2 separate regions of the Homo sapiens genome follow, and region 1 is linked to region 2. The links are chromatin loops, found by intact Hi-C in ENCODE. Cell type or tissue: prostate gland. All regions are shown on one strand. Each heading gives the region's core, and the rest is flanking DNA. Links, peaks and the distances in the headings are about the cores only.

Evidence for each region. Hi-C counts contacts between places; a loop is a spot of excess contacts. Peaks named below come from ENCODE experiments on the same cell type or tissue, not always from the same donor. Only the 100,000 strongest peaks of a DNase experiment are listed, where the experiment ranks them.
Region 1: it touches region 2 in a loop (5-fold over the local background); 6 of 110 quality-filtered maps call a loop at or near these places.

Annotation. Positions count from the first base shown.
Region 1 is chr16:22,210,565-22,213,467 of GRCh38, forward strand. All of the region lies in intron 1 of EEF2K (eukaryotic elongation factor 2 kinase), which reads left to right. Among named protein-coding and RNA genes, the nearest start is that of EEF2K, 5.7 kb to the left of the region's middle. In prostate gland, for the core only: a CTCF peak has its summit at 1,403; DNase peaks (open chromatin) are centred at 1,377 and 1,707; H3K27ac peaks cover 2,500 bases.
Region 2 is chr16:22,373,225-22,376,127 of GRCh38, forward strand. It overlaps CDR2 (cerebellar degeneration related protein 2), which reads right to left and starts at 1,395. Exons shown (of 5, transcript NM_001802.2): 1 at 1,007-1,395. The coding sequence starts at 1,085. It overlaps CDR2-DT (CDR2 divergent transcript), which reads left to right and starts at 1,663. Exons shown (of 3, transcript NR_148970.1): 1 at 1,663-1,999; 2 at 2,103-2,336. RefSeq lists a silencer at 928-1,157 and enhancers at 1,698-1,777, 2,118-2,167. In prostate gland, for the core only: a CTCF peak has its summit at 1,375; DNase peaks (open chromatin) are centred at 787 and 1,497; H3K4me3 peaks cover 2,335 bases; H3K27ac peaks cover 2,263 bases.

The DNA.
Region 1 (2,903 bases), core at 244-2,743, 160 kb before region 2:
ATTGAAAGCTCTGGATTCAGCCCGCACCAGCTTCAAACCCAACTCTAGTCATGTGATTTGGGATAAGTCACATAACCTCTCTGTTCCTTAGTTTTCTCATCTGTAGAATGAAGCTAAGAGCGACTAACTCCTGGGGTTCAGGGGAGGCTTCATGAAGGAGGTGATATCTAAGCTGAGACCTGAGGGATGAGCAGTCAAGTTGGCCAGGGGATGAGTAGGGAGGACAGGCTGGGGTGTGTACCAGACAGAGGGCATAGCATGTTCAGAGCCCGAGGAGGAAGGAGTGCCTGCCTTCTAGGGAGCTGGGAGGAGTTATGTAGCAAGTGCTTTGTAAGTGATACTGAAATGCTACCAATCTGTTCTGGGCAGGATCACAGTGGAGAGGAAGCCAACCAGGGTATGGAAAATGGGCTGCTGGACGGGCTCAGAAATGGTACAAGTTATTTGTGCTCTTTCATTGGCCAGAATGCAGTCACATGACCTTACCTAGCTGCAAGGGATGCTGGGAAATGTCCGTGGCCAGGCAGGGGAGAAAGGATTCCTGGAGGAAAGCCAGCTCTCTGTGCCACCTGTGGTTTTCAGGCCCCCTCTCTCACTTCTTCTCCACCTTGCTCACTTTGCTCCACTCTGTTGAGTAGATGAATTTTACAGATGAAGAAGCTGAGGTTCAGAAGGTTAAGTAATTTCCCCCAGCATTCCTCAGCTGACTGTGGCAGGGCCAGGACTTGAATTCATCCCAAAGGCCTTGTTTGGCTAGATCTGGTTTTGGTGCTTATCAGGTCCTCCATGAGCCAGTCTTTCCCACTACGACCTCAGCCATGTCATTGGACTAAGTAACTCCTATGTAGTTACAACACAGTAGGTTGTTTTGTTTGTTTTTGTTTGTTTGTTTTTTCGGAGGTCTGGGGGCGGGGGGATAGAGTCTTGCCCTGCTGCCCAGGCTGGAGTGCAGTGGCACAATCTTGGCTTACTGCAACCTCTGTCTCCTTGGTTCAAGTGATTCTCATGCTTCAGCCTCTCAAGTAGCTGGGACTATACAGGTCGTGTGCCACCACACCTGGCTAATTTTTGTATTTTTGGTAGAGATGGGGTTTCTCCATGTTGCCCAGGCTGGTCTCGAACTCCTGGCCTCAAGTGATCTGCCTGCCTCGGTCTCCCAAAGTGCTGGGATTACAGGGGTCAACCACCGTGCCCAGCCACAACCCAAAAGTCCTTCTGTTTCTCCATTATATCAGCAGGAAACTGCCAGCTTTTCTTCACTTACTCGTTCATTCATGCAGCATGCACTTGTGCATTTATGGTGTGTGCCAGGCATTGTGCTTTGGGCTGGGAGCTGCAGAGGAACAAGACACACGGCCCCTTTTGTTCAAGACACTCACATGGTCTGGCCACCGAGAGGGCTGGGCACACAGTTCATGTGAGAAGTGAGACGTGCTGTATCCCTGAGCTGACCCACCAGGAGTAGAGTGTACCGTGGACATGCAGAGAGTGCCCAGCAAGTGATTAAACATTACAGTTCAAGCTCCCTTGTGCATTTTGCTAATCAAAGCTATAATTATATTTTGTGTTTCATATTCCAAAATGCATTTTTCAGATTCCTGAAACAATAAAATAGCCCTTGCATGATGACAGTTTTATATGCAGAAAACACAGTGTACTGCAATGATATTTTTACGAGCCTTTAGCAGAGCAAATGATGACGTATCTCTGGCTTCTGCAGCAGGTTGCTGTTTACATCGGTAAGTTGATTTCTCTGTCTCTTTCTTTTTTTTTTTTTGAGACAGAGTCTTGCTGTGTCACCCAGGCTGGAGTGCAGTGGCACGATCTTGGCTCACTGCAACCTCCGCCTCCCAGGTTCAAGCAATTCTTCTGCCTTGGCCTCCTAAAGTAGCTGGGATTACAGGTACACACCACCACACCCAGCTGGTTTTTGTATTTTTAGTAGAGATGGGGTTTTCACCATGTTGGTCAGGTCTCAAACTCCTGACCTCGTGATCCGCCTGCCTCGGCCTCCCAAAGTGCTGGGATTACAGTCGTGAGCCACCGCACCTGGCCTTCTCTGTCTCTTTATGGTATGTGGGGAGATTTGTTTTTAAAAGGAAAAGGGGAAGAGAGGGTTGGGGAGGGCTCCTTAAAATTACACCAGAGGCTGGACACAGTGGCTCACACCTGTAATTCCAACACTTTGGGAGGCTGTGGCTGGAGGATCACTTGAGTCCAGGAGTGGCAAGACACCATCTCTACAAAAAATTTTTTAAAATAAGCCAGGCATAGTGGCACAGGCCTGTAGTCCCAGCTACTCAGGAGGCTGAGGCGGGAGGATCCCTTAAGCCCAGGAGTTCAAGGATGCAGTGAGCTGTGATTATGCCACTGCACTCCAGCCTGGATGAGAGATCAAGACACCCACCCAGTCTCTTAAAAAAGAAAGAAAGAGGCCAGGCACAGTGGCTCACGCCTGTAATCCCAGCACTTTGGGAGGCGGAGATGGGTGGATCACCTGAGGTCAGGAGTTCAAGATCAGCCTGGGTGACATGGTGAAACCCTGTCTCTACTAAAAATACAAAAATGAGCCAGGCATGGTGGCACACACCTGTAATCCCAGCTACTCAGGAGGCTGAGGCACAAGAATCACTTGAACCTGGGAGATGGAGTTTGCAGTGAGCCAAGATGTAGTTGCTGCACTCCAGCCTGGGCGACAGAGTGAGACTCCATCTCAAAAAACAAAAGAAAGAAATTCCACCAGATTCATTCTAGAGCTGGGTTTCTCAGCCTCGGCACTGACATTGGGCCGGACCTTCTTCACTGCAGGGGACTGTTCTGTTTATTTTAGGATGTTTGGCAGCATCCCTGGCCTCTATCCACTAGATGCTAGTTGCACCCCTAGAGTTTCAACAACTGAAAAT
Region 2 (2,903 bases), core at 109-2,608:
ACTGGCCCCAAAGAGTGGGCTACTCTACGATTGTTCTCTGGAGACACCATCGGCAGGCCTGTTTCTAAGTGAAAGCTGGCGTGCAAACTGAAGAAAAGTGGCAGAGATAGATGCGCTCTTTCTTCTGTCGTTTCAATTGGCATCTGGTGAACTATGCCTAACAGCTTAACGCCCAACTGAAAAAAACTGTAAACTAGGATGGTAAGGAAGAGATGGGGTTTGAGCAGTGACTACAACTCTTCTTCTGAGTGTGTGGGTTCAAAAAACACTCCCTCCCACACTTAGCTTTAGGCAAGCCACTTTACCGTTTTAATCTCCGCTTTCCTCATATGGAAAATGGGATAACAAAAGTGTGTAATTGGATTGTTTGTACCTCAATGGATAAATGCTGGGATGGACGCCCCGTTCTCCATCACGTGCTTATTTCACACTGCGTGCCTGTATCCAAACATCTCATGTACCCCACAAATATATACACCTACCATGTACCCTCAAACATTAATTTTTAAAAAGTTACTGTCTCCTGGAGTTACGGTGCGGAGCGCACAGCTCCCGCTACGCCGCAAAACAACTACCACCTGCAGCAGCCGGCCCTCCACGCTGGCCATGAAAGGCGCTGGGCTAGACAGCCTGCGACGGGGCGGCTTCTCGGGCTATGCCACTTACTGCGGGACACACTGGCTCACCCGGGTCTGCCTCGGAGGAATGCAGTGAGGATTAAACTAGCTAATCCACGGAAAGCGCTTAAAACGGTGCCTGGCTCGTCCCTGGCCCCCACGCGCCTCGGGGCTGATATTCAACTGCGCATTAGCAAGGCCGTGGGCCCCGTGCCGAGGCTTCCTGCGGGCGGGATCCGCGGGCACGGCCGGCCCAGCCGCCAGGTGAGCCTGAGCCCTTCCCGGCACCTGCATCCTCCGCCGCCACAAAAAGCAACTTTTTAACAGTTTCGCAGCGGGGGCCTCCCGGGCCAGGCCGCCGCCCGCCCGCGGGGCGCCCCCGCCCTCACCTTGCTGGAGGTCCTGGTGGTCGTACCACGGCTCGTCCTCCTTCATCTCAAACTCCTCTACCAGGTTTTCCGCCAGCATCTCGGCTGGGTCTTCTAGGGGCAGCGGCCCCCGCCGCCGTCCCGCCTCAGCCGCTGCCCCGGGCTCTTCCCCGGCCCCTCCGCCCTCAGCCAGAGCCGCCCTCGGGCGGGACGCGCCGCCGCCCAGACTCCGCTGCGCCGCCTCAGCCCCGTTCCCGCCGGCGGCCGCCGACCGGCCGGCTGCCTCGACTCGCCTCGCGCCTACCGACGGCCCCAACGGCCGGGCATTACGGTGCGAACGCCTGGAGCCGGAGTCTCACGCAGCCGCCAGTCTTCACGCCGCCGCCGGGCCCAACGTGGCACTTTGGCAGAACCCTCCCCGGCCGGGGATGCGATTCAAACCCCCGGCGGCGCCTCAACCAATCGCGAGCGGGCTGCTGGCCGAGCGGCAGGGACTTCGTCCAATCGCCTCTCTCCAAAGACCGGCGGCTCGCCCGGTATCGAGGGCAAGCAGCCAATGGTGGGTCCGGAATAAACAAAGAAGGCGGGGAAAGAGTGAAGGGGTGCGGCCGAAAGCCCGTCCCCTGATCTGCGCTGTGAGGCTCCTAGGAGGGCGTTCTGGGTTTCGGGCTGGGGAGCTGGCAGAGGCGCGTCTTACCCCTGTGGTGGGTGTCCCGAGGCCGGCGCGTCTGTGGACAGGCAACGCAGGCCGGAGGGCCTAGGACTCCGGCCTCTGAGAGGCGGGCGGTTGTCCAGGGGAGTCCTTCGTGCCGGCGGGAAGCGCAAGGGTGCCGGAAGCCTGAGGTCCGCCGCCCGGCCACCCCTTCTCGCATCTTGACTCTGAGATTTGCTCCGGGTCCGGCGGGGAGACTCGAGGTCGATCGGGAGTTTGGGTTGAGAAAACGCCCACTGAGCGGTAGCTCTTGTCTCCTTGACATCTGAGCCCTGGGAATTAAACTCACGCTACATAAAACGGTGGGCACCAGACCCCCTTGAGAATCTGGGGCGGTGAGGGATGCCCGAAGCTGTCCACTTGGAGGGCGAAAATTGTAAGCAGTGTTGCAACGATTTTTAAAAGGTACCCCTAGACCACAAGTTAAGCATCTGGGGACGTGACATTGCACCTGGAGGGGACAGGCTGCAGCTCCAGCACTTAGTAGCCAGCGAGGCAGAGCACGCTGTCCTCCACCGACATAACCCAGCAAATACTGCTCCTAGGTAAAGCTTTAAGCACCATCTTGCAGACAAAGCACGGAAACTCTTAAGCAGGATGACAGACCTGAAGGTCAATGTTCTCAACCTTGACGTAAAGGTAAAGGTGCAGCTGATGGAAGACAACAGGGCCAATATCTAACTAACTTTGAGCAACGAAACAAAAAAAAATCGAGGTTTAAGTATACAATTGAAAGATTATCTCTAGAACATGAGGTAATAAACTGTTAGAAATTCAGAGAGAGGGAAGAGGTGGAGAGGAGTGTTAAATCCTGATCTATTTTAGAAGTGAGTCGACAGATAATACCTTACATTGATAATCCAATGAATAGTTTCCACAAATATGGAGAGAGCTGCCAGAACTAAAAATGGGAAGCAATTAAGAGTTTTCCGAGGCTGGACACGGTGGCTCACGCCTGTAATCCCAGCATTTTGGGAGGCCGAGGCGGGCGGATCACCTGAGGTCGAGAGTTCGAGGCCAGCCTGACCAACATGGAGAAACCCCATCTCTACTAAAAATACAAAATTAGCTGGGCGTGGTGGCGCATGCCTGTAATCCCAACTACTTGGAAGGCTGAGGCAGGAGAATTGCTTGAAACCCGGGAGGTGGAAGTTGCAGTGAGCCGAGATTGCGCCATTGCACTCCAGCCTGGGCAAAAACTGCGTC